Regions from separate parts of the Homo sapiens genome. Here all the other regions are linked to region 1. A link is a loop called in an ENCODE intact Hi-C map of the cell type or tissue named here. Cell type or tissue: endothelial cell of umbilical vein. All regions are shown on one strand. Links, peaks and the distances in the headings refer to the core of each region. The heading gives the core; the rest is flanking DNA.

Region 1 (10,942 bases), core at 1,018-9,017:
TTCTTTTAAGTTCTTTCAAACAGCTGTTGTCACTGGATTTTCTTTTCCACGTAATTCACACAATTGATTGGTGATGTGGGGATCATTGAAGCTTGGTTGTCAGTAGTGATAAGGGTCAGCAGTGTCCATGACCACAATACTTTTGCTAAACCTGGAGAGTGATTGTATGTGTTAAATGTCACTAAAAAGTAACTCTTGGCTTCTTTCTGGAATAATATATGTGGTTTGTCTATTTTCACTTATTAATTTTGTCAGGGTGGGATATGATTATCATGATCTCTTTGAAAGCATGACTAACTCTAAAGTGTTTGAGCTTTATTTTGGATTACTTTGCTGTCATCTTACCCAGTGTTTTGTGTGCTGTTTTGTTTTTATTCTTTAACTTGCACAATGTTGTCAACGTAATTTATATGATGTTCTGGTCAGAGACACAGTTACACGCTGCAGATTGAAAAGTACACACAAATATACCCACCATGAGTGCTTCAGCCTCACGACCCCAGCTCATGTTAAGTGGGACATGCTAGTACAGATGATAAAGTGAAATGGAGATACAAAGGCAGTTCAGATCTGACTGTCAATTTTTCTCCTTTGTGGACTAATTCTGGGTGGTGAAACCATGAACTATGGAACGAAGACTGCTCCAGCATGAGTCTGAGTTGAATCCCATGTGAGAGCTTTGCCTCCTCAGCCTTTGGGCCTTTCTTTCTTCTGCCCTCTGGAGGGTGTCAGAGAACATGAAATGCAAGGACTTTCTGGAAAGGATAGCCAGGGTTTGGTCTGGTAACTAGAAGACACTTTCCCTGCCCCTTCCCCACCACCCCCTCCAAGCCGGAACATGTAGAGGTGAGGAGCAGACAGAGAGATGGCAGGGAAGCCATTGGCAAGGTGGGAATCTTAGGAAGGAAGTGATTCCGGTTCTTGAAAAAGACAACCGGATTCCATTAAGTAGAATCGGTATGAATTGTACTCATCTCTAGGAAAAATCAATTCCAGAAGGGTGAGTAAGATGAAATATGATAAGACTAGTGTGTGACAGATTCAGGTTTGAAGCTTAAGGTGGATGGAATCGAAAGAAAGGTATATTTGGTGTCAAGTGTTTGTGGCGGCATGTGAAATCATTATCCACGTTTGATAACAGTTTGACTCTTTGCCTGCTATAATAATAGTAGTAAGTATGTATTTAACATTCAATGCGTACCTTGTGTGGGGGAGGCACTGCTAAATGCTTTGCATGGACGTACCTCCTTACCTCTATGAGGTAGGTGGCCATTATGATGCTCATAGAGGCTGGACAGCTAATATGAGGCGGAGCCTGTATTTGGGCTCAGGCAGTCTGACTCTGGTGCCCCTGCTGTGAAGAGCTGTGCCCTGCTGCATTCCTCCTGTAGCTGCACGAAAGGGTGTGGAATCTTCTAGAAACAGTGAGTTCTATATGAGTGGAGTGTGGTGGTGGGAGAATAGATGGAGTAAAGCCTTTTGTGTAAACATACCATGCTAAGTACTGGGAGATAGAAACGAAATGAGAGATTTTTTTGTTTTGTTTTTTGAGATGGAGTCTTGCTCTGTCGCTCAGGCTGGAGTGCAGTGGTGCGATCTCAGATCACCGCAACCTCCACCTTCCAGGTTCAAGCAATTCTCCTGCCTCAGCCTCCTGAGTACCTGGGACTACAGACACACGCCACCACGCCGGCTAATTTTTGTATTTTTTTGGTAGAGACGGGGTTTCATCATGTTGGCCAGGATGGTCTTGATCTCATGACCTCGTGATCCACCCACCGCAGCCTCCCAAAGTGCTGGGATTACAGGTGCCAGCCACCACACCCAGCCAAAATAAGACATTTCTTTGCCCCTGCCACCAAGATATTTAACATCTTACAGGACTAACAAAACCTAACATGAACCAGTCCAGATTCATATGATAGAATATGAAAATGTTTTCTGGAAAGAATAGCCAGAGTCCCAGTCTGGTTACTAGAAGACACTTTCCCTGTCCTTTCCCCACCTGTAGCCCTTCCAAGCTGGAATGTGCAGAGGTGAGGAACAGACAGAGAGATGGCAGGGAAGCTATTGGCAAGGTGGGAATCTTAGGAAGGAAGTGATTCCGGTTCTTGAAAAAGAGAACCGGATTCCGTCAAGTAGAATCGGTATGAATTGTACCCATCTCTAGGAAACATCAATTCCAGAAGGGTGAATTAGATGAAATATGATAAGACTAGTGTGTGACAGATTCAGGTTTGACGCTTCAGTTGGATTGAATCGAAAGAGAGGTATATTTGGTATCAGGCGTTTGTGGTGGCATGTGAAATCATTATCCACGTTTGATAACAGTTTGACTTTTTGCCTGCTGTAATAATAGTAGTAAGTATGTATTTAACATTCAATGGGTACCTTGTGTGGGGGAGGCCCTGCTAAATGCTTTACATGGACGTACGTCCTTACCTCTATGAGGTAGGTGGCCATTATGATGCTCATAGAGGCTGGACAGCTAATATGAGGCGGAGCCGGTATTTGAGCTCAGGCAGTCTGACTCTGGTGCCCCTGCTGTGAAGAGCTGTGCCCTGCTGCATTCCTCCTGTAGCTGCACGAAAGGGTGTGGAATCTTCTAGAAGCAGTGAGTTCTATATGAGTGGAGTGTGGTGGTGGGAGATGAGATGGAGTAAAGCCTTTGGTGTAAACATACCATGCTAAATACTAGGAGATAGAAATGAAATAAGAAATATTTCTTCCTGACACCAAGATACTTAACATTTTACCGGACAAAGAAAACCTAACATGAAACAATCCAGATTCATATGATAGAATATGAAGATACTGTCTCTACTTAAGTACAGGTGGGAGGAAGACTGGAAGATGTTCCTTTGAATTAAGTCACTTTAAAACATTTGCTTTCAAATGTTAGCGCTTCACCATGGGCACAAAATTTGTCTTCCTCCAGGCTTTTGGCCTGGCAAACAAGAACCCTGTCCCTATAGTCAGCAGATTCATCCATTTTGAGTTGGGAAGCATTATCTTCAGCCTTTTCTTCCTGACAACGATCCTGACAATCGTCGTCAGGATCTCTAAAGAGATGAACTCATTAGCCTAGTGAACCAACAGTCTCAGCTGTTTATTTACCAGCACATTAACAGTTTTTCCATTTATATCCACTGCCTGTGTGACGATCAGCCTGGAAATGGTTTGAGCATAGGGTGGGAGGGGTGGTTACACACCTGGTTGTAATCCTTGGTTTATTTTTGCCCTGTTTCCATCTATACTTCTTGAGAGCTTCCTGTGTTACAGGCACTGACCTGGGTGTTGGGGCAGAGTAGTGAAAAAACAGACTGGGTCCCCCGCCCAAGGCACTGTCTTTTCCTCAGATTTCATTCGCTCATGTACATTTTCATAGTTGATCTAAAAGCGGCATTTGGTGTGAATTCTAGGATTTCACACTTTTAGGATAATACAGTGATCACACTCCCTTTCTCCTTTGCCCCAGCCAGTCCTTTCTGAATAAAGGTCGAGGGATTGGGGGAGGAAGGCAGTGATGCGAATGGGCCTGTGGGGAGGTCGCACGGGCTTGAGGAGGGCAGCATGTCGTAGCGGGCCATATTTGTGTCAGGGTTGGGAACGGCACAAGGCACACCTGTTTCCTAGTGCTGCAGAACCCTCGTCCTGGGATGAGCCTGCCCGCTAGTCTGCATCCTAATCCTGCTGTTGATTGGAGATAACTTCAGCGGTCACAGGGCACCTCGTCTCCATGGCAACCCCTCTAAATATTCCTCTAGTGACTTGTGCTCTACATTCTGGCTGGATCAGAGCCCTCCTGTGGCAAAATATTCTAAAGATGTTAAAAGAGAGAGAGAGAAAAAAAAAGGCTCAACTAATAAATCTATTCTAAACGACTGAGTCATTTGTTTTGATTACCCGGGTGATTGCCAAATGTTAATTTAAAACTGAAATAGGCCATGAGCTCACTCCCCTAACAATGCTGAGTGTTTGAGCTAATACGGCTTGATAATGAGGGAGCCAGATCCACTGCCAGTGCTCATGTTATATGATAAACAGACATTTGGAGAAGTATGCAGAACATCTTGGCAGTTTTCCTTTAACTCTAAGGGTTGTAAATACAAAGTAGAATGTGTTACCATGAGCCATTTCATAGGAAGTTGACTTTATTTTTTTAGAATTCAGAACTTTGCTTCTAAAAAGGTAACTTTGCCTCTTGATTCTCATTTTTTTCCCTAACTTAGGCACCTTGGAAGTTGTTTTCAACCATATCCAGCCTTTGCCGAATACATCCTATCTGCCACACATCCAGCGTGAGGTAAGTTTTACTAATTGCCACAAATTCTTACACTGATCTCCAACCTTCTAAGTTGTGGTATTAGGGGCGGCATTGTACAAAGGGCTTTATTTGTACCAGGAGGTTTCAGAAGGTTCATTTTAATTGACTCAACCAATGTCACTGCTTACCCTAAATATTAGCTCTCGGGGGCAATGTCTTTTCAAGGGAAAATCTCATTTGCTTTCAACTTGGGCATATGAAAAGGGAATTTGCCAGGCACAACAGAACTATTTGAATGTCTGCTTTAAAGTAAAGATCTGCTCATGTCGTTGCACGAACAGTAGGGAGCAGGAAAGCTGCATGGAGCAAATGCTGGGATGGGACAGAGGAGACTCCTGCTGCCAGCCACGAGAAGGTTAGGCTGACCTGATCAGCTATTAGGAATCTTTCTCCCTGGGTGGAAGGAGCCAAGGTGCAGGACTGGCATTGCAAAATCTGGTGATAGAAGGCCAAAGAGTGCTTCTGCTCGGTGACATTAATAGGGTCCAGGAGATTTTCTTCTGATTTGCCCTCAAGTTCAGAACAACCTGTGGGAAGCCAGTGTAAGAATGCTTATACTGGATAAGCGTTCTCTGTCCTCTTCATTTAGCCACAGTGGCTTGTTTATACTCTGTGATGACTCAGGGTTCCTCAATTTTCTCTTTGAGAGAGGGACATTGACCTTTGAAAATAATGAAGGAATCTAAGAGAAGGCTCATCCAGGCACGATACAGTAATGGTCCCTCCTTTTTGGTGCCCCGGTCTCTGTGCGCTCACAAGAGGGAATGTAACCTTTGCCAGCACCATACCTGTCAGGCTTTGCCATTTCATCCCTCAAAAGGTTGCTGCGTTTTTGCCTTCACCTTCACCCTGCCCACCCCTGCATGCAGCCACATGGTCAGTGTAGGTACTTAGATTTCAGTTAGGGTACATGCTCAGCAGGTGACAAGAATTGCCTTTGTTATGTCTACTTGCTACAGAATTCTCCCCAGGTTTTAAAATATATATCTTCAAATACCTAAATGTATTAAACCTTAAAGAGTAAAAAGCATAGGACAAACTTTTAGAAATGCTAAACCTGAATTTTATCCATTTCATCAATTATGGTGGTAGTCGGAAGTCCTTCCAAGGCCCTCGGGCTTGAAGCAAGCTCGGTGATACAAGCTTTCAGCAGCTTCCCTCTGCTGCTGGAGATGGAATCTTCATTTCTGGGTCTAAATCCTGCCATAGCTCTCATTCATAGCCTTTACCTATAATGGTTGTTTTCAAACTTAAAAAAAATGATAGAAACCTATCTTCAAAAAATACAAATCTTTAGATCTAACCCCAATAGAGAAAACCAAAGCTGAACTGCTTTGGCTCAAGTAGGAGGCTGTGACTCTCTGTCACCCTCCTCTAAGGGTGAACCCTATTGAAAGAGCAGAGATTTTAGCTCTGTGCCCTTTCCCAGCTCTTATTTTTATTTTCCCACAGAAGAGGCTAGATTCTTTAAGGAGATATAAAGAAGGGAGAGAGAAAGATATAAAGATTCTTTAAGGAGATACAAAGACATCCTCTCATCAGCTGGAAATGCCAGCTAGGTGAGACCTGACTATGCATATGCATTGTTTGCCCTTAGTAATTCCATAGCAATCTGCAAATTCAATCAGCTTCATCAGCAGAAAACTTTGATAGAAACCATGTGTAAAAGGGCTGTGTTCTTAAAGTGGAACATTTAAATCGAAGTTTTTCAAGCACACATTTCAAGTGGTTTTATGATACCAAGCACACCCCAGTGACATCTTTACATTGACCAAAACTTGGTATCCTTGGGTTTTCTTTTAAAGCACTGAGTTTCTCAGGTGTGTCAGTTGAATAGAATCTGCTAAATTCTGTTTTTTTTATTTTTTTAAATTTTTTATTGATTTATTTTTTTTTATGGAGTCTTGCTTTGTCGCTCAGGCTGGAGTGCAGTGGTGCAAGTGCAGTGGTGCGATCTGGCTCAGTGCAACCTCCGTCTCCCAGGTTCAAGCAATTCTCCTGCCTCAGCCTCCCAAATACCTGGGATTACAAGCGTCTCTACATCAACATGCCTGGCTAATTTTTGTAATTTTAGTAGAGACAGGGTTTCATCATGTTGGCTAGGCTGGTCTCAAACTCCTGGCCTCAAGCGATCCGCCCTCCTTGGCCTCCCAAAGTGCTGGGATTACAGGCGTGAGCCACTGCGCCCGGCCAAATCTGTTAAATTCTGTTTCCATGTAACAGAAATATATAGGATTACACAACTGCATCTGGTGTTCTTTCTTCCTTTCTTTTATTCATTCATTCAGCCCTACTATGGGCCAGGGCAGGAATGTAGTGGTGAGCACAAAAACAACAAAAAAATACCTTTTGGGTTTGATATTCTTCAAGGGTGGGACATGCCTAGATTATTTTCTCTTTTGCAGACAAGGAAACTGAAAATTGCTTTGCTTTTCTCAATTACATTGCCCAGTATTCAGTAGACAGGTATGGATGCAGGGGTACAGTTCCAAGTCCCCATCTCTACTCTATTCTTTGAGCCTATGATTTATGCCACTTCCATATAAGCATGTGCAAATAAAGTATTCAGTAATTGCCATGGATGCAGCTGTCCCTGGGACCCGAAGGCCCTAAAATGAAAATAAATGTAAACTGTGCGTTTCACACTCTATTTTTAAAACGTTTGTTTGGAATAATTGAATAGTTTAGTAAAATGGGCTTTGCTGTTTCCACATGAGGATATCTTGTTCTTTTATTTTTTATTTTTTTTGAGACGGAGTCTCACTCTGTCGCCCAGGCTGGAGTGCAGTGGTGCAATCTCGGCTCACTGCAATCTGTACCTCCCAGGTTCAAGCGATTCTCCTGCCTCAGCCTCCCAAGTAGCTGGGATTACAGATGCGTGCCACCATGCCTAGCTAATTTTTGTATTTTTAGTGGAGACGGGGTTTCACCATGTTGGCCAGGCTGGTCTCGAACTCCTTACCTCAAGTGATCCGCCTGCTTTGGCCTCCCAAAGTGCTGGGATTACAGGCGTGAGCCACCATGCCCGGCCTATTTTGTTCTTTTAAGTGATGGTGTGTCCCCTTTTAATACAGTATTTATCATAGATAAACTTTATTATTCAGAAACTTAGAATTATTCCATTTGGCTGCCTTTTAGTTTACAGAATTATTTGGAACACAAGCTTGAACACATAATTCTTAACACATACGTGAACTGGGCTAAATTTGAGTATTTGTACCATAGTAGTGACAATATTGTTAATTAAACATGTGTTTCACATGTAGGAGATATTTGTATCACTGACATATGGTCATTTTCATTATTGATTTGGCAGTTTTTTAATATTCACAAAACACAAAATTTTGAAATACAGTAGTCAAAGTGATTTGATCTGTGCCATTTGTATTGATGTAACCTCTCTTCTTGGTGCACTAGCAATAAGAAGGAGAATCAGCACAGATGGGTTACACAGACTTAGAGGATTTGGAAACCATCACTTTAGAGCCAAGGTCTCAAACTGATGGGCTGGATCTGGCACACAGAGGTGTTCTTTTAAAATTTTAATTGCCAGCATTTAAAAATTGAAAGGTTTCATATTTTTTGAAGTCCAAATTTTTCAGCTTCTCTTGAAATATCAGAAGATCTGGCAATATTGAGCCCTCACTCCTGTTTGGCTACACTAGGCTGGAGCCAAATGGCTGCTGTTTCTTTTCTTTTTTTTTTTTTTTTTCCTGAGATGGAGTCTCGCTCTGTCACCCAGGCTGGAGTGCAGTGGCGTGATCTCCGCTCATTATAAGCTCTGCCTCCCAGGTTCACGCCATTCTCCTGCCTCAGCCTCCCCAGTAGCTGGGACTATAGGTGCCCGCACCACGCCCGGCTAATTTTTTGTATTTTTTAGTAGAGACGGGGTTTCACCATGTTAGCCAGAATAGTCTGGATCTCCTGACCTTGTGATCCGCCCACTTCGGCCTCCCAAAGTGCTAGGATTACAGGCGTGAGCCCCCGCACCTAGCCAGCTGCTGTTTCTTTAGCTAGAGCATGAACTCTGAAGTTTGCCACAGTCTCTGGCAGTATCTGTAATCTCCTTGACACTAAGGACAAGGGTTGGTTGCCATTATCTGAATGTTTAACCCCTATAGACATGTGAGTTTTCAATCCCAGGTCTAGATAAAATTGAGGTTGCAAACTTAAGGTCATCCTTTTTCTCAAGATATCAGCTTGCTAATTTTCAGGGGCACGACATAGGGTGACAGTCATATTAAGGAGGTGCTTTAAAAGGGTTGAGGGCAAACATTTCAGAGGAAGGTTACTTTCTGATGATGGTACCTGATTAAGAAAAGGATACATCGACAGGTACGGGTGATTTATTTTATTCTGGCAGATTCCTGTAGTCTACTTTGGTGCTTCTCACACTTTAATGTGCAGATTCTGATGCAGCAGGTCTAGAGTAGGGCCTGAGATCCTGCATTTCCAACAAGCGCCAGGTTATACCACTGCTGATCTGAGGACCTCCCTCTCTTTGAGTAGCAAGGGGACTCTAAAAGCAATCCTAAGAAAAATCAGTCAGGCAGTGATGGTGCTAATGTTTAGAACATTCACTTTTCTCTAGCCTGAGAAAGAAAAAGAGATACGAACCAGGGTATTTTGGGTTGAATCTTCCCAGATAAATCTGGATCTACTTTGAGTTGGAGCAGAGGAGATGAAAAATCAATTATTTTCAATACAGTATAGCACATGGGAAAGATAAATCTAACTCTGATTTTAAAATTTGTTTTAAATTAAGTGCTTCTGGTAAAAAAAAAGCTAGATATGCTCAGGAATCATGAAATGTAGGGATTAGAGCTTTTAATTTTAGGAAAATATGGGGCTGTTAGCAAACTTGTAAATCAGACCACAGAAAATAGGATAATTATCAAATCCCTGGTTATATGATAACCTTGTAAGCTATAAAATGATTTTAAAAAGTTGGAAAGAAAGAAATCAACAGTTTCAAATATATACAGTCCTATATTGAAAAGTATAATTAAAATGAAAAAGCACACCAGGAAAAATCTGTGGCACAGATGACAAGATACATAATTTCTATATCATGCACAGACCTCATACAGATTGTAAGAAAGGTGCGCACAGGCCTAGCACGTGGTAGGTGCTTCCTAACTGTTGGCTGAATGAATTATCCAATTGATAGATGGGTAAAAGACACTCAAGTTATATCACAATGTAAAGAAATGCATGGAAAACACTCAGCCTCACTGGTATGCAAAGATAAGCATATTTGAACGTCAGCAAGGCACACTTTTACTAAGTTAGCAGAATTACAAAAAGAAAACACAATGTTAATATGGTTAACTTGAAATGGATATGCACTTATTCACTGCTGGTAGCAAAGTAAGTTGGTACAAAGCCTTTTGGAACATTGTTTGGCAATATATGCCTAAAGGCACAAAGATTGGTACCCTTTAATCTAGTAATCATACTTTGGGAAATGTGTTCTGAGAAACAAATTATTCTAAGAAAAGAAAAAAAGCTGTGTAAGCATTCATCACAGTGTTATTTGTGAGGACAAAAAGAAAGAATTTAAATGTCTAATGTGAAAAAAATAGTTCATTTATTCAATAAATAGTTTTGATTGAGTAGATTATGATACATCTATGCAGTGGAATTTCATGAATCTGTTAATTATAATTTTCACACTTACATTAGCAATATGAAAGAATTTGTATAATACAGTCTTACTAAAAAATGCAGGATGCAAAATTGTATATATGCTGTGATTGTAACTTGCAAAGTGATATGTACCTGTGGACAAGAACTAGAAGGCACAAGGAAAAAATGTAAGTATCACTTTATTTGAAGTTGTATTCATGTTGTGATGTTGTTTGTACATTTTGCTATTACTTAGATGTTGAGAATCTTCCACTTTTATGTACTTAACTCCATATCACAAGCCGGATATTCTAATCTATCACAGAGTGCTTAGTAAGTAACCAAGAAACATGAGGACTCCTGTCTAGAGCCTAAACATGGGGTTCCAGTGCTCTAGTTCCTTCTCGCTTGTTGTGTTTCATCATCCAGAGCCCCCATTTCTCTTTCTTCCGTATTTGGTGGTTGGTAGAGGCATCTTGGTATATACCACATGACACCAAGTATAAATATTTGTTTCAGAGCTTTTAATGAATGTCTAGCAGTGCCAGGCAGGGAATGAATTTTCATGTTTAAAGGTCCAGTGTCCACTTAAGGAACATCTTAATGGAGCTACAGCTCAAGAGCAAGCCCATTTCATCTTCTGATTTCCATTAGATAAGCAACAAAAATTGGCTTTAAGGTCATGAGCCTCCTTACAGCAGTCCCTCTCACCTTCAGCTGTATTCCCTATTTCAGATATACTTGTTTCTCTGCTGTAAGTACACTTTTCTTTTCTAATTAGGTCAGTTACTTCATGTCTGTTTTTCTTTTTTGACATGGTTTCTTCTGGCTTTGGCACCACATATTTTCCCCATATGTCATTGCCTCTGGAGCTTCATGTTGCAATAGTTTTTCAAGGGGAACGGAGAGCACATTGCTAAGGGTGGGGGATGGCTTTTGCCTCTTTTGCCTGCCCTTTGCTTCAGTGAGTGTTCGTATTTCTGTTGG
Region 2 (10,942 bases), core at 1,291-9,290, 110 kb before region 1:
TAACCATTGTTAACATTTTAGTGAGGCTTCTTCCAGTCTTTTTACTCTATATGCATATGCACCCACACATTCAGAAACTTTGGAAAATTGAAATCCTACTGTATATAAGATTAACTCTTTCTTGAGAGTGAAAGGCATGAGCCTAATCAATGGGCTGAGGGATAGAAAAGAAACAGGCACAGAACAAGATGCAGAGGAGTAACTTTCCAGGCTGCCTTTGGAGGCTTGGTGGCCTCTGCATTTGGTTTCCCAGGCTGCTTGCATTCACTTGTTTTAAGCAAAGACCATCTTTTATTTTTTAAAATTGTTTTGTAGGCAAAGGGTCTTGCTATATTGCCCAGGCTGGTTTCAAACTTTTGGGCTCAAGCAATCCTCCTGCCTTGGTCTCCCAAACTACAGGGATTACAGGTGAGAGCCTCCACTCCTGGCCATCTTTTTGATTTGGATGCTGGCTTTTTCGTGAACTGAAACAAACACATTCCCAGGTTGAGTTCGATGCTGGTTCCTCTGGGGACTGACAGTGCCCTGTGCTCCTCAGCTGCAGAGAACTCCTCTCACTACATTAGAATTGTTCATTTATTTTATCCATCTCCCCCACTAGACAGTAAGCCATAGGCTCAGACACCCTTGTCTCAATCGTCTGATTTCCCCCAGTGTTAGGTATACTGCTCAGCAAAAAGTAGATACAGGAACCTACCAAGAATGTGAGGGATGAACAAAGGAGCGAATGAATGAACAAACCAAGATCAAACATTCCCTTTACTGGACTAGTGACTGCCACTCATTTTCTTCTCTTCTGCTTTACCCACAGAAGAGGAAAAAATACCTTTTTGAGCATTACTCTGGTGGCTGTCACAGAAGGGGTGAATTCTGCTTTCAAATGTTTTGGCATTTTTTTGACTCACAGCTACACAACCTGACAAGATAGCCAACTAGCTACTTCTCATGTTTCTGTGGCATGCCTCATGCACTGCTCCATGGAGCCGACCAAAACCGTATTGGCTGGGAGATGTAAAGTGCCAAAAACGGACCTGGCAAGGAGAAAGAAGAGGCGATCTGCTTGGAGTTGCCATTGGTGGGCACACAAACCTGTGAGTGGCTCGTGCGTGCTTCTCCATGGCCATGCAAGCTTTTGCCCTCCCTGCACTTCACAGGGCTGGGAGAGAATGGAAAGTCTATGTTTAAGATCAGGGTAAGCTCACGTCTGTAATCCTAGCACTTTGGGAGGCCAAGGCGGGTGTCTCACCTGAGGTCAGGAGTTCGAGACCAGCCTGGCCAACATGGTGAAACCTCCTCTCTACTAAAAATACAAAAAAAAAAAAAAAAATTAGCCAGGTGTGGTGGTGGGCACCTGTAATCCTAGCTGAGGCAGGAGAATTGCTTGAACCCGGGAGGAGGAGGTTGCAGTGAGCCGAGATCCCACCATTGCACTCCAGCTTGGGCAACAAGAGTGAAACTCATTCTCAAAAAATAAAATAAAATAAAATAAAATAAAAAACAGGATAAGTTGAGAAAGAAGAAGGTAAGGAGAGGGAGAAAGGGAGAATTACAACAACAGAATTAAGGCCATTGTCATTTTCCCCTTTGATCTGAATCGTCAGCTATTTCCCGCATGTAATAATAATAGCGGTTGTCTCTTGTTGAAGCACCTAATCTGGGCCAGGCACAGGGTTAAGCCCTTTATAAGCATGGCCTCATCGAATCCACAGAACAACTCTCTGAGCTGAGTGCCATTGCTATCCCTTTCTTGCCGATAAGGAAGGAACTGGGGCTCAGAGTGGTTCAGCGAAGGTCCAAGATCACACAGCTACTTAGCACAGTGCCTGGCCTACAGTGAACACCCTGTCAATGGTAGCTGTCATGGCGATTATTACTATGATTAATCATAAGAAATGGCTGGTGCCACCATCGGCTCAAAGCAGACTGAAGTCTCAAGGCCCAAAGCAGGCTCTGAGGTGCAGACTCCCGGGGGCCTGCTCAACAGGCATGAGGACCTCGACTTCCCTTTGTGCTTCTTCAAGACTTGGGATGGTGGCTCCTTGGGTGGTGGGGAAAATGATGCCATACTTGTGTCTGGCTCCTTCTTGGTTCCCACAAATGTCCTTAACATTTTCCATTTTCTGAGTGGCTTTTGTGAAACTGCTCTGATGTGGTTGACAGAACTTATAGTGGGATCCAAGTCAAGCCTTCCTCCAGAGGAAAGTTGGAAGCCTTTAAGGGTCTTGTCAGTGCTCACGTAGCCCACAGCCTCCTGCCTAGCATTGGCCAAGGCCAAGGCTTCCCGGCAGTCAGCTCTGGATCACAGCACACTCATTGATTCCTGCGCTGTTTCCGGGGGTGGGAAATCAATCCCCTATCGGCCTGGCTTGGGCTTGCTGGGCCTTTTCTCCAGGGAGAGTTTCGCTGGGGCCTCTGATCTGCACGTGATGCTCTTCATGGTTCAAGGGCTGTCGTGTCCAACTCAAGATGATTTCCTTTTCCGTGTTTTCTGCAGCTTTTTTTTTTCAGGACCCTAGAAAAACTTTGAAACTTAAAATTACTCGTGTGCCAGGAATTCCCACAGCCTCCTTGTGAGGGGTAGGTGAGCACCATATGCTGTTTATACAAAAATAAATGGCTTCCCCCCATGAAGCACATGGGCCCAAATCACTGGCTAACCCCCTTTTTACCTTAGCAGCTGGAGCAATGGCCCTCTGGATGAGAATGCGTACGCAGATAGAAATTTGGCTCTAAAAAGCCCTGAACAGTTTGTTTGTACAAGAGCTTGGTCTCCTAGAGAGGCAGGTGGTGGGCAGGCCAGTGTCCCTCTGTGGGACTAGCTGAAGAAAGCAGGAGAAGACCAACATGCAGTGCTGGACAATTACCTTGTCCCTCCCCGGGGCGGACTTTCAGGGAGGTCACCTCATCTTAATCACCACTTCCCCAACATCATGAGCCCTAGGACTGGGTGCAAAGGAGGGGTATCTCTCTTTTTGAAATTAAAATACTTGAAGTTATCGCTTCACTTGGGCAATAGATGTCTATTAATTCATTCCTCAAGCAATTATTGAGTACTTACTATGTGCACATCTGAAATTGTACCAAGTGCAACTCCAACCACTTGCCCCAGTGCTGACCCAACAACAACACTGGGCCAAAACTAAAAGTTTGGAAGTGATGGAGGCTGCAAGTTGACAGCCTGGGCAGCTAGAGAGTGAAAGTGTCAGTTGCTGCATTTCGATGGGATTTTATTCAAGCATGTATTCATTCATTCATTCATTCATTCATTCATTCATTCAACCAAGATTCATGAGTGTCTACTGTGTGCCACATAGTGTGCTAGGCACTAGGGATATCAGAAGGGAGAATGCCAGCTGTAATCAAAGGGAACTTCAGATAACAGTAGCTAACATCTACAGAGTGTTTATGTGTGCCAAGCACCATCATGAGATGGCTTCTCTCTTTTAATGCTCATTCCAGCAGTGGCAAGGAGGTCCAGACAGATGGGGAAACTGAGGCTCAGAGATTTTACTGACTTACTCAAAGTCACATAGCCAGAAAGTGGCAGAAGTTAACTTGCAGAATCCAAGTGAGCCCAAGGGCCTGAGGTTGTGTTCTTTGCTGGTTACTACACATTACTGTACATTACTGCCTGCTGCAGGGATTAGCTAGCTGCAGCCCACAGGTCGAGTCCAGCCCATTGACTGTTTTTGTGCTGCCTGAGAGCTAAGACTGGTTTTTGTATTTTTAAGTGGTTGTAACAAATCAAAAGTATATTTTGTGACACATGAAAATTATATGAAATTCACATTTCAGTGACCATCAATAAAATTTTATTGGAACACAGCCATGCCCATTCATTCACGTCTTGCCTAAGGCTTTTTCACTACAGTGGTAGAGTAGAGCAGTGGTGATAGACCTATGGCCCGCAAAGTGAAAAATGCTTACTATCTAGCCCTTTACTGTCACTGACAGAAAAGGAAACAGATCTCAGCCCATCTCTGAGTTCAGGTGGTCCCCAGAGCCCTGCCTCCCTATCCCAGCTCTTCCTCAGCAACTCAGAAAGACCACCGGGGAGACTTGAGTGAGCATTTCAGATGATGGCTGCCTTTGAGTTATTTCCAGCACTTCCTTCAGAGTCTTTGAGGCTGAAATGTTTAGGGTGGTATTAGGTTTTTCATCAAATGTTTAGATGAAAATGTAGACAGCCGACTTGGGGTTATTTGTGAACAAAGCCCTAAAGGCAAATCTTATTGGTTTTTGCTGAGAGGTGCCAAATTATCTCAGCCTCCACTGGGAGCTGCTTGTGGGGCCTTATATGGGCATAATCTCCTAAGCCAGGCTTGCCTCACTCTGCGGCATGGTTGGATCCACTTTTAAGGTTATGTGTGAACATTTCTTGTCTTCCTGTTTGCTCAAGCTGTGGGGAACTTGGCTTTTGCCACACTTTAAGGGAACATAAATGCTGTCCACTTTGAGCACGTTTCATTTGTATGTCAAAGATGACAACTGCCTTCCTTTTGGAATTCTTCTCCCTTTATATTTGTCTGTAGGTGGAAGGAAGCATTTTTGTAAGTGCTGGAGTCGGGGAGATGTCGCTTCATTATCCTAGTTGCTTCCTGGGATTAGTGTGTCTGAAGAGATGTTGATAAAGGAAACATTTACTGTGTGTCTATAGGCAATGAATGTGTCTGAGGCATTCCATGGGCGTTAGCTTACTCAAACCTTGCAAAATGCCTTCACTCACTCTTTCAACAGGTATTTATTGAATGCCTACTAAATGCCAAGTCATGTGGTAAGCCAAGACAGTAATGGGGAGAGCTACTCCAGACTGGGAAATCAGGAACGGTCTCTCAGAAGACATTTAAGATGAGGTCTGAAGGATAAGAAGGTGCTGGCTGGGAGACTCTTCGTAATTGGATTGGAAATCTTGGTGCAGACATTTGAGTTAAGAGAGTTAATGAAAGAACTGCGCCAGCAACTCAGTTGACCAGAGCCCCATGCTGAGGAACCCAAGGCTACTGGGGATTTTGTTCTAGAGACCTCAAAATGGAACCCTAACCTAGGCTTGCCCTGGAAAATATAGCTCTGGTCCAAAGGAGATCAGCTGAGCAAGTGAGGCTCCCCCCACTATTGGACACCAAATTCTGCAAATGTTTATGGGGCTGTTCTCATAAGCCCAGCACTACCTAGGTTTTGGGAATCCAGAGACAAATCAGAGAGCAAGGAGCTCAGGGTCTAGTGGAGGAAATAAGTCATATAATCAAATAAATGACTCGACGATGTACTAGGTACAACAAAAGAAATATGTATAAGATCTCAAGGTAGCACAGAAGAGGGGGTGCTGAACACACTTGGGAGGCCCAGTAAACAGCCAAGGGAGGCTAAATTTTGAAGAGCCAGAAGGGCCCTTCCAGAACAAGAAACCTGCATGACCAAATGCCCAGAGACACAAAGCCACATGCCAGAGGCTTCATGCCACTGGGTCTTTGGGGAATAAGAAGACCTGTTATTTTCGAGCCTGAAGTACAAGGTAGAGAGTAGTGGACATTGAGATTTCAGCAAGGGCAGTTCAGGGTGAGCTTTGGGAATAAGTGTTTCGGATTTGAGCCACACTAAAGGTATGTAAACACAAGAAAGGAGATGTCTGTGTTAACTTGCCTTGATAATGCCCCTCTTGTTACCCAATCCCACTGGTTTCAACTTCATCTTCTGGGAACCTATGGTATTTCAAAGACACTGCCTGATCCCTTTCTAGACAAATTTTATGCTTTTGGAAGTGGCATTTCCCCGCTAAGTACTTTATACTGTTTTCTTACAACTTTGCAAAGCATCTGCCATATGGTATTTCTCCCAAGTGAGAGATTATTGCCTCTTTATTGGAGGGGGGGAGCTGAAATGAAGTCATCTGTCCACTGAAGTGACAGCTGCAAGCAGAGATGTACTCTCTAGGCAGCAGGCCTGCCGTCAGAGCCCAACCCGGTGCGCCTTCTCCAAGAGCGGCTGTCCCCTCCCAGCCTCCTGTCGCCGCTTTCCCTTTCTTCTTGCTTCCTGTTATATAAGAGCATTTTTGCAGAGATGAGCTCTGGGCTTGTTCTGAATATTTTAGGTGTCAAACATCCTGTTTTTCTCTGAGTAATGTGACCCTGTCAATGACCCACTGCATTTCAGAATGACATCATGGGATTCAACCGAGAATGGTTGAAGAGAAGTGATTATGGGAGCTCAGGGACCTCTGCTTGCCCCTTTACCTTTCAGCAAGTTGTTTGGAGATGTCAAACAAGAAGTCTGCAAATGAGTGTCTGCTTTGCACAAGAGCAGGGGTTGGCAGACTAGGAACTGCAGACCAAATCTGGCCCACAGAGCAAATCCATTCCCAGCTGATTTTGCAAATAAAGTTTTATTGGCATTCAGCCATGCTCATTTGTTTGAGTATTGTCTAAGGCTGCTTTTGCACTGCAATAGCAGAGTTAAGTTATGTAACAGACCCCATATGGCAGGCAAAGCTGAAAATTTTTACTATCTGGCCCTTGCAGAAAAAGTTTGCTGAACCCTGCGCTGAAGCTCTCTCCTCCTACACCCTAGGAAGAGGGCACATGGATTTAGCGTGCTCTCATCCCATGACTGAGTACCCGCCCATTCCTTTCCCCTCTTCCCCAAACACCTGATACAACAAAAAAGGTAAAGGTTGATTTTCAGCAAGCATATTGGGGCTTTCGTATGTATTAAATGTCATCAGAACTTGCACATTTATTAAATGTGTTGCCTTTCTAAGAAGTTCCCTAAAGAAATTGCACACACTTAGGCTAGGCACGGTGGCTCATACCTGTAATCCCAGCACTTCTGGAGGCTGAGGCAGGCGGATCACCTGAGATCAGGAGTTCGAGACCATCCTGGCCAACATGGTGAAACCCCGTCTCTACTAAAAATACAAAAATTAGCTGGGAGTAGTGGCACACACCTGTAATCCCAGCTACTTGGGAGGCTGAGGCAGGGGAATCACTTGAATCTGGGAGGCGGAGGTTGCAGTGAGCCGAGATCACGCTATTGCACTCCAGCCTGGGTGATAGAGCAAGACTCTTGTCTAAAAAAAATAAAAAGAAAAAAAAAGAAAAGAAAAATGAAATTGCACACTTATTCCAATGTGGCTGCCAGTGTGCCAGACATTGCAGGGAGTACTCTTCAGAGCCAAGCTATGTGACACCTGAGAAAATCCACTTCACCTTCTTTTTGGACCCAAAGTAGTGCAGCCTTGTTGGAACATCTGCCTAGTTGCCATGGATCAATGTTGGCTTATTTTTTCAAACAACAGCAAATTCAGCACTAAGGATATTCCAAGGAATTGGTTGCATGTTCTGAGGTTAGTTCCTTAAAAAGTGCTCAACATACGATGTCTTCAGAGGCAAGGTATCTTCACCCAAGGACTTGAGAGTCAAAGTTAGACTTTGGAAACAACTTTTGGAATTGTAGTGCATGTTTTCAGCATTTGGGCCATTCTATGTCTTACAAAATGAAATGTTCAGTGTGTGGCTCTCTCCTCTCTATTTAGGGACTGTATCCATACTTCAAAGGACTTTACCATCTGTCTTGTATTTCCCCATCTCTTCCCAGCTGCTGTTAGTGGATTTTGCTATGGCATGGTGCATTGTACCCATTTGGCTAATAATGGCATGAGCTGAGGGTTGAGGAAGCCCTCTGCTCAGTTCCGTTTATCACAGCCAAGTTTGGATAGGAAAGAGTCCCCTAGGAGCTGGAATGTGGTATACTATGGATGGGCATGTCAGCATTCACTGGCCCTGCTCATATCATGGACCACAGTGTGCTCTGGACTGCGGGGTGGAGGCGGTGTGGAGTTTGGTGGTTTTAGAAAACCGTGAAATGCCTACTTATTGCTCCACATTTTTGCTTTCTCATTTTCCTTAAGCCCATTCCACAATGAGGGTATTGGTGTGGTCACTCCTGAAGCAAAAAGATAACAAGTTGCTTTTCAGCTTTTTAGCTTTTTTGGTCATTTCTTACTTCTTTTCCTCCCCGCCTTTGCATCCAGAGCCACTGTCTCCCACACGAAGCGTCTTAAATTTTTATGAGCTCACAGTTGCTTCACTGATTTCTGTGCTGCCAGAGTCTGAGATGCAGGACTCAGCGGGGACTTGCTCAGATCTGTTTGTGTATATACTTCCCACTAAACTCGATGTGCTTGCATGAGTGAGAATAATCAAGTGCATTACTCAGAAGCAAGGAAGAGTAGGGCTGGAGCCACAAGAGCAAATCCCTCCCCAGTTCTCCTGGATTTGCACCACCCCACCTCACTACCCAGTTCTGGATCAATCAGAGGTAGCTTGGGTTGAGAGGCTCTTTTGTTCTGAGTTTTTTTTTTTTCCTTCAGAGACCAGAATTTAAGCTTGAGCTGCTTTCTCGCCTGGGGAGAGGAGTGGGACCCAGTCCTGATATTATGGGGCCCAGTCTTTGTGTCTTGGTGCCCAAAAGAAAGCTGAGACCCTTAGACCACTCATGGTGCAGAGAGAGGAGCTGGTCACACCATATATGTGTGTACTACACATTTCTTCATGAACATATATGCCTTTTGCACACATGGTGACTTGGTCCCACTGGACCTTTCCAAGGACAGGAATGATGTCTTCTATTGTTTGTGCAACATCACACATAGACTAGTGTCTTGGACCAGAGGACACATAGTCTGCTTAATTGTCTACAACAATATGTAAATAGCAAGCAAGTGGGACTTTGAGGCGTTTGTTTTTTTATTTTGAGCTTAATTTCTATTCTGGTAGTACTTAATAATCAAGTAATTTGTCTGTGAATCCTCCAAGGGTCGAATCCCACAGGACTTCCATCAATCAGCCAGCATCCAAAGGAACTTGTGCTTTGTTCATAAAATGCCTGGCATCACTGGTCCTTGGGAGATGGCCAAACTGGCATGGCTCGCCACGAAAGAGAGGGGTGGGGGAGGGACTCTTTGCTAGAGAGCTTTTCGGCTTGCAATTTTAAAAAAGGAAAGCGGGTAACTTCAGAACTGTTTACTGGAAGGCACAGGACCTCAGTTTTGATGCTGAGAGAGGGAGAAGTTGTCTTGGCAAGGGCTCTGTTTCGGTTTACTTCTTAGTATTCACAGGGGTAAGGAGCCCTGTTTAGTAAGTTGGACACGTTCTGGTGGGCAAAGCTTCTGGAGGTGGAAATGATGGCTCTTTGTTCTCAGTTGGGGAGGTTGGGGGGTTGTTTGAAGACAGCTCAAGGCCGGACAGAGATGCAATGCAGGGACTCTTAGCCCACATTCCTCTTCACTGCCTTCCAGAAAAGCTGAGATTGTTCAAAAGGACCATTAGACCTCCAGATAGCTCAGCCTTGCCCTGGGTTCTATCATTAGCCAATGGTCTACTGTTTTTCATGAGTGTCCATGTGTCCATGTGTTATCTGTGTCCCAGGTCTTACCTGTCACTGACTAACAAGTCTCCAGCACCGACCCAAATTTCTAAAAAGCTGCCGTCTGCCAGCCTCTCCCTTCAGCCTGCCATAGGGGGCAATTTGTTTTTTCTTCCTATATCAAGAGTCTGCCCCATCTGGAAACGTAGAAAAAGAACCTTCCCTAGTGTCCTCCTTTAATTAGTGCCAGAGGTGATGCATGCTGGGAGAATGTAGGCCACCCCTAGGGAACATCTGATGACTTATCTTAGATCCCAGCTGGGGCAGCACAGGCTCCTCACTTGGTTTACCATTTCCACTTGAGGATTGCTGCTCTCCTCTGAGGGTTACCTTTGATTGTTTGATTGACTGATCATTCACTATCAGTTCATTCATTCAACTTATCCAACATGTATTCATCCAACACTCATCCTACCACATTCCAAGCATTTGCCTAGATGCTGTGTTACAATGTGGGGCAAAACCAGACAAAGGCCCTGTTTCTATGGCATGTATATTCCTTCTGGTGAAAACAGCCAATAAACAAAAAAGAAACACACAAACATGGAAAAGATCCAAGAGTGGCAAATGCAACACAGAGAATGAAAGTAGGGTGATGTGATAGAGTGACTGGGGGGCTAGCTCAGATAGCATGGTCAGGACAACATCCATGAGCAGAGCAGACTTCAAACAGCAATCTGAAGGATAAGTAGCCAGACTTTCAAAGGTGAGGGTGAGGAGTATTCTAGGTATAAGGATGAGCTGATGGAAAGAGCCTGCTATGAGCTAGACCCGACATGCAGAGGGGAACAAAAGAGAAGAGGTAATTCCAGCTACGTGGGAGAGTAAGGTGGGAGGATCACATGAGGCCAAGAGTTTGAGATCAGCCTGGGCAGCATAGAGACACTCCATCTCCAAAAAAATATTTAAAAATTAGCTGGGTGTGATGGCTCATGGCTGTAGCCCCAGCTACCAAGGAGGCTAAGGTGGGAGGATCACTTGAGCCCAGTAATTGGGAGGCTGCAGTGAGCTATAATCATACTACTGCACTCCAGCCTGGGCAATGGAGTGAGACCCCCTTTCTAAAACTAATAATAATAAAATTAAATTTTTACAAAAAGAGGGAAGACGTCCCTTCTCCCCAGTGCTAATAATTTAGTTAGGAAGACAGACGGATAGATAGGCAGTTACAATGCAGTTAGATCAATGCTATGACAGGAAAAGCAGACAGAAAGCTCTGGAAACATAGAGTAAAGGTTCTGAAGGCTGAGTGTAAGGATCGGAGAAGGCTTCCTGGAGGAAGAGGCATTTAAGCTGAGTAGAAGTTAGCCAGGTCAACTGGGAGAGGATGTGTGGAGGGAAAAATGCTCCCCTGTCTAAGCAGAAGGGACCACAAGTGTGAAGGGCCACTACTCACAGTGCAGCACATATCTGAGGAACCAAGAAATGCTCACAGAAGTTCAGGAAAGGGGAGGGGTTATGGGATATGAGACCGGAGAGCAGACAGGGGCATGTTATGGATTTGGGATTCTGGTTCTGACAA
Region 3 (10,942 bases), core at 1,291-9,290, 98 kb after region 1:
GTTAACCCCAATCACGTGGCTTAACACACTCCTCCTTCCCCCGCTTCAGGACAGCTTGTGGTTGGGGGAAATAGTGCCTCCTAGATGACAAAGTTATTTGAATGCTAGTTGAAAACAATGCTGGTTCGAGCCAGAATTTCCACATTTTTCACTTAAACTGTCTGTGCATAATTTCCAATTCTTTCTGGGTATGTTATTCCACCCCCACCTCCATCTCTGCCAATTCTCTGGGTATGGTAGAAAGGAAGCACTTTTATTCCAGTCACCAAAGTTTATGAAAATATGAATGACATTAATAGAATATTTTGAATCGTGTATTGCTTTAAGATAGGAAAGTCAGTTATCTTTTTCTCTGGTGGCCTTTTTGCACCATACTTTCCTTCCTTCCCTCCCTTCCTTCTTTCCTTCCTTCCTTCCTTCCTTCCTTCCTTCCTTCCTTCCTTTCTTTCTTTCTTTTTGAGACGGAGTTTCACTTTTGTCTCCCAGGCTGGAGTGCAATGGCCCGATCTCAGCTCACTGCAACCTCCACCTCCTGGGTTCAAGTGATTCTCGTGCCTCAGCCTCCTGAGTAGCTGGGATTACAGGCACCTGCCACCATGCCTGGCTAATTTTTTGTATTTTTTGTAGAGACGGGATTTCACCATGTTGGTCAGGCTGGTCTGGAACTCCTGATCTCAGGTGATTCACCCACCTCAGCCTGCCAAAGTACTGGGATTACAGGCGTGAGCCACTGCGCCGGGCCTTGCACCATACTTTTCAAAACATGTTAATGGACACTCACTTCATGGTAGGCATTTTAAACTGTGATTCTCAGGAACACCAGAGACATAAAAACTAAAATTATGACACATTTGATAGTTCAAAGACACTCAGATTTAATATTTAATTAGCTTCCTCCTCATTTTATGAAGGAAGCGATTTAGAAAGTGACTTGTCCAAAGTCACACTTCTTGTAAATGGCAGAGCCACTCATTTTATTTTATTTTATTTTATTTTATGTATTTATTTTGTTGAGACGGAGTGTCGCTCTGTCGCCCAGGCTGGAATGCAGTGGTGAGATTTCGGCTCATTGAAACCTCTGCGTCCTGGATTCAAGTGATTCTCCTGCCTCAGGCTCCTGAGTAGCTGGGATTACAGGCGCCCGCCACCACGCCCAACTAACTTTTTGTATTTTTAGTAGAGGTGGTGTTTCGCCATGTTGGCCAGACTGGTCTCGAACTCCTGATGTCAAGCGATCCACCCACCTCGGCCTCCCAAAGTGCTGGGATTACAGGCATGAGCTACCATGCCCGGCCAGAGAGCCACCCATTTTAAAGTCCCATTTTTCACAATGCAAATGATAATCCCAGCAGGGTGTTTTTTTTTTTTTTTTTTTTTAAGATGACATCTCCCTTTGTCGCCCTGGCTGGAGTGCAGTAGGAATGTACAGGTGCACACCACCATGCCAGGCTAAATTTTGTATTTTTAGTAGGTACAGGGTTTCGCCATATTGGCCAGGCTGGTCTCGAACTCCAGATATCAAGTGATCCGCCTGCCTTGGCCTCTCAAAGTGCTGGGATTATAGGTGTGAGACACTGCAGTCATCCCCAGCAGCTTTTTTGTGTGTATAGAAATGAACAAAATGGTGGCCGGGCACAGTGGGTCACGTCTGTAATCCCAGCACTTTGGGAGGTCGAAGTGGGTGGATAACCAGAGCTCAGGAGTTCGAGACCAGACTGGGCAACATGGTGAAATCCAATCTCTACAAAAAAAAAATACAAAAATTAGCCAGATGCTGTGGCACATGCCTGGTAGTCCCAGATACTCAAAAGCTGAGGCAGGAGAATCACTTGAGCCTGGGAGGTGGAGGTTGCAGTGAGCCGAGATCGTGCCACTGAACTCCAGCCTGGGTGACAGGGCAAGAACTTGTATCAAAAAAAAAAAAAAAAAAGAACAAAATGATTAGTTGCTATGAGAATTAAATGAGATAATATTTATAAAGTGGCATGCACAGTAGCTCGTTCCCTACACTACACACGTTTTCTTTCCTTTACACACATATATATTTTTGAGACAGAGTCTCGTTCTTGTCTCCCAGGCTGGAGTGTAGTGGCGTGATCTCATCTCACTGCAAGCTCTGTCTCCTGGGTTCAAGTGACTCTCCTGCCTCAGCCTCCCGAGTAGCTGGGATTACAGGCATCTGCCACCACGCCCGGCTAATTTTTGTATTTTTAGTAGAGACGAGGTTTCACCATGTTGGCTAGGCTGGTCTGGAACTCCTGACCTCAGGTGATCTGCTGGCCTCGGCATCCCAAAGTGCTGGGATTACAGGCGTGAGCCACCACGCCCGGCCTCTTTCCTTTATATTAATGTCTACATATCAGGTTTACATAGTTATAATGTTTATGTCCATACCATGTTGTGATCTGCCTTTTTCACTTAACTTACCACATACTTACCACTTTAATGCCTAAATAGCATTCCATCTGGTCGATAGACTACATTTTTAAGACATTCTACCATTATTGAACATTTGGATTGTTTTCAGTTTTTCACCATTATAAACAGCTGGGCTTGGAATGATCTTACACAGTTTTTCACCTTCTATCCCCTTGTTCCTTTGGGGATTGTTTCTTCGGAATGTGGTCTCAGCAATGGGGGCAGAGGTATAAAGAGCTTTCAAACCAAATTGCTCTCCAGAGAAATACCACCAGTTCAGTGTGTCTGCATGTCATCAGTGATGGGGAGACAATATTATTTTTTATTTTTAAAAGACGGGGTCTCACTCTGTTGCCCAGGCTGGAGGTGCAGTGGCACAATCATAGCTCACTGCAGCCTTGAACTCTTGGCCTCAAGTGATTCTCCTGATTCAGCTCCCTAAAGCTCTGGGATTACAGGCCTGAGCCACTGCACCCCATCGAGTCTATACTATTGGGAAAAAAACGTGGTTTAACTCTTCTCTCCAGGCATAGAAAAGCAACTTGAGAATTCTTGGCTGAAACTTCCTTCCCCACCCCTACTTACCCCACCCTGTCTTCTGCACTGTTAGTGCTTTCCTGGCCTTTTCTTTCTGTCTTTTTTTTTTTTTTTGCAAAGTCTTGCTCTGTTGCCCAGGCTGAAGTGCCTTGGTAGGATCTCAGGTCACTGCAGCCTCTGCCTCCTGGGTTCAACAGAGAGGATCATGCCTCAGCCTCCCAGGTAGCTGGGATGACAGGCACACACCACCACACCTGGCTAATTTTTGTATTTTTAGTAGACATGGGGTTTCACCATGTTGGCCAGGCTGGTCTTGAACTCCTGACCTCAGATGATCCACCCGTCTCGGCCTCCCAACGTGCTAGGATTACAGGCATGAGTCACCGTGCCTGGCCTTCCTGGCCTTTTTCTAACTTACTCTTTCTGTGCAGAATCTTGGAGCAGAAATGGCCATGCTGATACACAACAGGACAAACAGTTTCTGCATATCAATACTAGGCAAAATCTCACAAAACCCACACACAGAAGTGGGAACATGAAAAGTCCTTCGCCAAATCAAACATTGGAGATACACAAATTCATGGACAAAAAGGTGATTTTGGTATCAAAGATTAGCTAATAAGAAAAGACTGTCTTTTTTTTTTTTTTTTTTTAGCGAGAAAAGTCTGACTCTGGATCTGTGAATCCATATCCTTGAATTTGAACATTTAGCCCACTGGATTTGGGGTGCCTGTCCTGACTTCTGTTACAAATAGTCAATGATTTAATTATAATAAGTAATTAAAAAAATATCAAGACCCTTTGCCTCCATTCACTATCTTATTTAATCCTCAGAACAACCCCTGGAGCGAACTCTATTAGCCCCTTTTTGCAGAGGAGGAAACTGAGGCTTAGAAAGACCATTTAACTTGCTTGGAGTCACACAGCTGGGAAGTACCAGAGCTATGATATGAACTCAAGTCTGTCTGATTTGAAGGCCTTTGTACTTGATCTTGTTCTGCCTCTCATATTCTTCTCATTTATGAGATGGTGACTTACAACCTGCCACACTAACTCCAGTGTTGTTTTAAGGATCAAATGAGATTAAAAATACTCCCAAAGTGCCTTGTAAAAAATGAACAAAACATTACACAAATAACATATGCACTTTGTAACTGAAAGGCATTGAGATCACTTGGATTTAATTTAGCTACAGTGATTCTGTAGGACTCTACCAGCCACAAAACCGGCTCAGCCCTAGGCTTTCTGGAGATACTCAGTAGCTTTGGTCCTAAGAATAATTTCTGATGGCTGGGCATGGTGGCTCACACCTGTAATCCCAGCACTTTGGGAGGCCGAGGTGGGCAGATTACTTGAGGTCAGGAGTTCGAGAACAGCCTGTCCAATGTGGCGAAACCCCATCTCTACTAAAAATACAAAAATTAGCATGCCCTGGTGGTGCGCACCTGTAGTCTCAGCTACTTGGGAGGCTGAGGCAGGAGAATTACTTCAACCCGGGAGGTGGAGTTTGCAGTAAGCCGAGATGGCGCCACTGTTTTCTAGCCTGGGTGCCAGAGTGAGACTCTGTCTCAAAAAAAAAAAAAAAAAATTTCTGAGAATGGATCCTGATTATGATTACACTGCGATATTTGCAAATGCAATGCTTACCTGTATGAGACTCACTTGTATTGATGTTTCTGTTCATGATGGTTTTGTGCATATTTTAAGGGAGCCAGAGTACCAGGTGTGGTACTCAGAGACTGTCCTAGAATACTCAGAGAATAATCAGGGAAAGCCAACTATTCTACCTCAGGTCTTTGTTATAGGTGGGTTATTGAGGCAATGTGATAGCAACTGATGGAGGCACTTTCTCTCCCACTTCCTCTGCTAAGAGAGAAACCTGGAGTTAGACACATTGCATTCAGAGACTGTTAACATTGAAAGAGGCCTTGGACATCCTTTCATTGGACATCAGTCCCCCTTTCTCATTTCTTATTTTTGGAATATAGCTTAAATGTGTTTGTTAAAAATGCATGCACTGTCCTGTATGTGGAAAAAAGAAGGCAAATTATGTGCGGAGTGTTGTATGAGACTCTCTCAAAGAAAGCTGTGGTCCAAAATGCCATCAGGCATCCCAGTGTATGCTGCCCATTCCTGTGGGTGACACACCTGCCTGAGTATGACGTGCCTCCCTGCCCCTTGCAGGCATAGTTTCATTTAATTCTGATAGAATCCTATGAGGTAGCTACTATCATTATCCCCATACTACAGACAAAGAACTCGAGGCCTAGAGAGGTTAACGAATCTGCCCCAGGGTCCATAGTTACTCCATGAAACTATTGGGTATATTCACCTCCCAAAAGAAAAAAATGGGCAAGAGGTTGGGGTTGAGAGTTGAGACAGACTTCTAGTTCTCACTCTGCCACTAACTACCTGTATGACTTTGGGCAAGTCTTTCCAGCTCTATTTCATCATCCATTCATCAGTTACTGTGCTGGTTGTTTCCTGGCTTTACATTCAATTCCTTTTTCTGAAATCCTTACAGTTATTTGTGATTACTTGTAACTGGAGTTAAACTTTAGTTGTCCAGAAAAATAAAAATAGAAATGCAAAGTATCAAGGTGCTCCCAAATCAAACATACAGATGGCAGAGATCATCACAGAAATGACAATAAGGACCCTTTTTCCTGTTTGGCAAAGCTGAGTGTTGCTGCCACCTAGCGAGTAAAAGGAAGATGGCTATCATGCAAGGTCAGGCCCTTCTGTGGAGGCCCAGGGAAAAAGACCAGAAATCATCCAGTTTACCAAATATTAATAACTTATGAGATTTCACTAATATGTTAAAATTGCAGCATTTGCTTCAGTATATGCAAGCCAATATCTCTTCCGTTGAGAAAAATGGGATCAGGAGAAGAGCTACTCTGGGCAGTGTTAAGTAGGAGTTATTAAAGAGGAGGTCTTTAAGTAGGAGGTCTTTAAGTGTTAAGTAGGAAGTCTTTGGTTTCCTCCAAACATCTGCTTACACTGTGTCCTTTCCTACTGATCCTCTCCCTCTCCCAGCTGGAATCCTAGAACCCTAAGTCTGAGCAGGAAGGAACCATCATCAGAGAATTTCTAAGGCAGCCCGGGTCATAGCACAGAAGAAAACGGATTTGACCAAGGTCACAAAGGTAGTTAACATAGGCAAGACTGACAGAAGACTAGTCTCAGAACTCTGAAACCTGGTCTGATCAAATCCACCCAAAATGGATGAGATTAGATATTTGCAAAATCACCTTCAGTCTGGAGCAATATTAGGAGATACCATCAATGATATGAACATATATAAGGAAGCCAAGTCGTTCTGGTAGGGAGAAATGGGTGGTCTGGCTGGAAATCTGGAGAAACTGAAGCTGTTGGGAGCTTCAGGCACTAGAAGATGCTCTCTACTGGGATGAGGGAAGAAATCTCTCATCAGGACTCAGAGAGGTCAGGCTGAGTATAAAGGCCCCCCAGTCAACAGATCTCAATCTTCATCAGATACATTCCCACCCATCAGGGAGTGCCCAGGGCTCCCAGTGCACCAGATCTAATCTTACGGTTTCCTCTGCTATTAGGAAAGAATATCAGAAGTGAGATGAGAAGCAAAGCTTATTGCAGGATAACTTGAATCTGCTAGAATGTATTTTTAAAAATCAAAATATTTTATTATTATTATTAATCATTTGCAGCAAACTCACAGCTCCTAGTTTGGATGGCCCCCATTCTTGCAATGATTCCTTTTTTTTTTTTTCGAGACAGATTCTGGTTTTGTCGCCCAGGCTTGAGTGCAGTGGCACAATTATGGCTCACTGCAACCTCCTCTGCCTCCCGGGTTCAAGTGAGAGGCTCATGCCTCAGCCTCCCAAGTAGCTGGGATTACAGGCGCATGACACCATACCCAGCTAATTTTTTAAAATATTTCTAGTAGAGATGGGTTTTCACCATGTTGGCCAGGCTGGTTGGTCTCAAACTCCTGGCCTCAAGTGATCTGCCTGCCTTGGCCTCCCAAAGTGCTGGGATTACAGGCTTGAGCCACTGTGCCCAGCCTGGAATAGCTCTTTGCACTGTCAACAACCTAAGTAATAACAATAATGATGATAATAATAGCTGATATCACCAAGGGCATTCATTGTGTTAGGGACTTTCCAGTCGTTATCTCATATATCTGACAATAGCCCAATGAAGTCATAATTATTATGACCCCTATTTTATAGCTGAGTAAGTTGAGGCTCAGAAAGCAGTTTGCCCAAGGTCACATAGCTCTCCCTGACCATCTCAGCTCTTAATCACTGCCCTATACTCACTGAAGGCTTGGCTTCTGAGATGCACTAATACCAGGAGGCAGGAGGTGAGTGTATCCTCTAACTAGTGGACATGTATATTTTTAACTCTAGGAAGAGATTCCCTCCTTGCCATCCCTAGACTTTGTTGTAAATTAACACATAGGCATTCCAGGATTACAGCCTCTCCTCAGGAAACTGATGGATCACTTGGTAGGCTAGTTGCCTGTAAGGGGAGAGATTACCTCTGGAAAACATTTTCCCTAATGTACAGAAAATTGTTTTCTGGGTGGGGATAGAGCGGGAGACAAACTGTAGGAGGATAGGTGACTAATTAAGGGGAAGAATTTTTGATTATCTGTTGTTTCAGATTATCAGAGTAATCGCTTCTGTCTATTAACATGGATAATTAAGAATTGACTGTGTAGTTAAGTAATTCAAACCTTCCTCTCTCACACACAAAATTCTCTTCAGTAATAAACAAGCATGCACAGAATTATTCACTGAAATAAATGGACTTCCTTCTTGTGTTTGTCAAATACAATCCCCTCTTCCTCTCACTGAATTACCAATTTAGATGAAGAGGTTCCTTAAACAAGAATCTATGTATGTATGTATGTATGTATGTATCTATTCATCTATCATCTGTTCTATATCTATGTAATATGAACCGAATATGCACTACAATGATTTTACTCTTGCTCTCACCTCCCCCCCCCCCTTTATTTTTGAGACAGTCTCGCTCTATTGCCCAGACTGGAGTGCAGTGGCACCATCTCGGCTCACTGCAAACGCCACCTCCTGGGTTCAAGCAATTCTCCTGCCTCAGCCTCCCAAGTAGCTGGGGTTACAGGCATGCACCACCACACCCGGCTATTTTTTTTTTTTTTTGTATTTTTAGTAGAGATGGGGTTTCACCATGCTGGCCAGGCTGGTCTCGAACTCTTGGCGTCAAGTAATCCACCCACCGTGGCCTCCCAAATCGCTGGGATTACAAGCATGAGCCACCATGCCTAGACCTCTCACGACCCTCTTTTGACATTTTTTTGGTTCCTTAGGCAAATAATATATACTAAATCAAGTATAATATTTTATGTTGTTACTCTATGGTTTTTCTTAAGGCAGAGAATAATTAACAGGACAGTTAGAAAATGTGAACAGGAAATAGTTGAATACAAGCTGAGAATGTTGCTAAAAAAGAGGAAGTGAGTTGGAAACTAAAGGAAGCTTTGTGTTTGGAGGGTCATCAAAGGAGAAAAGGGTTCTTTTAAAAAAAAAATAGAGGACTCACCTCATGCCTAGACTCCATGTACTAAGTCTGGAGTACAAGCAGAATTTTCAGCTGTTTCCGGAAACAAGCCTGAGGGGCACATAGACCACAAGTTCCCCTCCAGGGGTTGAGAGAATGTCTTACTTAACATGAAATTCTCCCATGTTTTCTAGCCTAGTGCTTGGCATGTTTTAGGTACCCAGTAAATATTTGGTAAGTCAAAATGAACTTTGTAATTGAGTTCCAGGCTTTGAGAATCAAGTTGGTGATTAAAAATCAAAACAAAACAAAACAACAGCAAAATAAATGAGAAATGATGGAGACTTCATTTTAGAGTGTGAAGGGAAGATTGCAAGGATAGTAAATGTTCTCATCTCATTTTATATGAATCATAACTGTAATAATGCAGGACATGTGGGCAGGTTTTCAGCGACTTGCTACAGCTCCCCTACAATCTAGCTATCTGCCTTTACTGTACAATTCACTCAAAAACAATTATTTAATTTAAAAAACTGCCTCTGATCATGCATGTGTGTGTGCATGCGTGTGTGTGTGCATGCATGTGTGTGTGTATGTTTGTATATGTAATTCAAAGAAGCTAGTACTAAAAAGAATTTTTAGAATTAGAGCAATTAAAAAAACCATTTATTTGTTTATTTATTTTGAGACAGAGTGTCACTCTGTTGCCCAGGCTGGGGTGCAATGGTGCAATAATAGCTCACTGCAGCCTCAAACTCCTGGGCACAAGTGATCCTCCCGCCTCAGCCTCTAGAGTAGCTGGAACTACAAGTGCGTGCCACCACACCTAGGTAGTCTTTAAAGTTTTTTTGCAGAGACAGGGTCTCTCTATGTTGTCCAGGCTTGTCTCAAACTCCTGGCCTCAAACAATCCTCCTGTCTCAGCCTCCTGAGTAGCTGGGATTATAGGCATGAGCCACTACACTCAGCTAGAATTAGGACAATTATTCCCACCAGAAGTCTGTGGTCACTACACAGTGTGCTGCGTGAGAAGTTTCAGGAGATCTACTCTTCTCTCTAGCTCCCCCATGCCTTTCTTCCCAAACAAGCAACTGCAACTTAAAATCCTTGTCTCTAGATGGCCCCTGTTGAAATTATGCATTTGGGAAGCAGTGGGTAGAAACCACCCAAAATCTTGGAAGGGAGCATTTATTATGTGCCAAGCATAGTGCTGGCAAATAAGCACATGAAAAGATGCTCAACATCATTAGTCATTCAGGAAATGCAAATTAAAGCCACAGTGAGATACCACTGCATACCTATTAGGATGGCTACAACTAAAACAAAGACAAAACTGTTCATATGAAACGCTGGCAAATTTGCAGGGTATTTGGACCTCTCATATATTTCTGATGAGAAGTCTTCAAGGAAAGCAGGATGAAAATGTGTAATAATTTGGTCTCTTGTCTAGAATGGAGCTTTTATCATCAAGGGCTAAAAAAAAAAAAAAAATGTGATATGCTGGGCGCAGTGGCTCACATCTGTAATCCCAGCACTTTGGAAGACTGAGGTGGGTGGATCACTTGAGGTCAGGAGTTCGAGACCAGCCTGGCCAACATGGCGAAACCCTGTCTCTACTATAAATACAAAAATTAGCCAGGTCTGGAAACGGGTGCCTGTAAACCCGCTACTCAGGAGGCTGAGGCACGAGAATCTCCAAGTGAGAATCGCTTGAACCTTGGAGGTGGAGGTTGCAGTGAGCTGAAATTCCGCCACTGCACTCCAGCCTGGGCAACAGAGTGAGACTTCATCTCAAAGAAAAAAAAGTGTTATAGAAGCAGGTCCTGACAGGGCCAGTAGCTAAAAACAGTAGTGGCCACGTGTTGTGTGGTGACTAAGTCATTCCAGAGTAAAATAAAGAACCCTGGAGAAAGGCAAGTTCATGATCTCAGCCTGAAGCCTGGTCTAAAGAGAGAAGTTTATTTGATATTATTTATATTAAAATTAGATACTTCTGGGAACAATTTCTACTGGTAAGAGAATATCCATTTTCTCCAATTTGAAGAAATTAATGACTACTTTAGATCCCTCCTAGTAGAGAGGAATTGGTAGAATAAGAGGGAGAGAGAGGGAGAGAGAGAGAGAGAGAGAGAGAAAGAGAGAGAGAGAGAGGGAGAAAGAGAGAGAGACTGTGTGTGTGTGTGTGTGTGTGAGAGAGAGAGAGAGAGAGAGAGAGAGAGGGAGAGAGAAAGAGAGAGAGAGAGGGACACCTTGGTGGCCATTTAGTGTAACTCATTTCCTTTTGCAGGTGAACCTAGTGAGGGCAGAGGAAAGGAAAGTCTTGCCTGAGGTTACACAGTGTGGAGTCAAGACCAACACCCTGGCCTTCTGGTGCCCAGATTAATTCAGTGACTATATCATGCTGCTTTTTAGCTAATAATTTTATGTACAAATTTTCTGTGCTCCAAATTAGTCACAAC

The links. A loop is a pair of places that touch in the nucleus more often than their neighbours do. Peaks named below come from ENCODE experiments on the same cell type or tissue, not always from the same donor. Only the 100,000 strongest peaks of a DNase experiment are listed, where the experiment ranks them.
Region 2: it touches region 1 in a loop (8-fold over the local background); 7 of 110 quality-filtered maps call a loop at or near these places.
Region 3: a loop joins it to region 1, with 6 times the contacts of the local background. A loop is called at or near these places in 47 of 110 quality-filtered maps.

What each region holds. Positions count from the first base shown.
Region 1 is chrX:136,165,675-136,176,616 of GRCh38, forward strand. It overlaps a transcript of FHL1 not described here. Among named protein-coding and RNA genes, the nearest start is that of FHL1, 26 kb to the right of the region's middle. In endothelial cell of umbilical vein, for the core only: a CTCF peak has its summit at 4,613; DNase peaks (open chromatin) are centred at 3,837 and 4,607; H3K27ac peaks cover 1,520 bases.
Region 2 is chrX:136,059,207-136,070,148 of GRCh38, forward strand. No RefSeq gene overlaps it. Among named protein-coding and RNA genes, the nearest start is that of SLC9A6, 79 kb to the left of the region's middle. In endothelial cell of umbilical vein, for the core only: no CTCF peak of the experiment used is centred there; a DNase peak (open chromatin) is centred at 6,135; H3K27ac peaks cover 1,429 bases; H3K27me3 peaks cover 37 bases.
Region 3 is chrX:136,262,993-136,273,934 of GRCh38, forward strand. No RefSeq gene overlaps it. Among named protein-coding and RNA genes, the nearest start is that of MAP7D3, 17 kb to the left of the region's middle. In endothelial cell of umbilical vein, for the core only: a CTCF peak has its summit at 5,643 (motif pointing left); a DNase peak (open chromatin) is centred at 5,659; H3K27ac peaks cover 1,141 bases.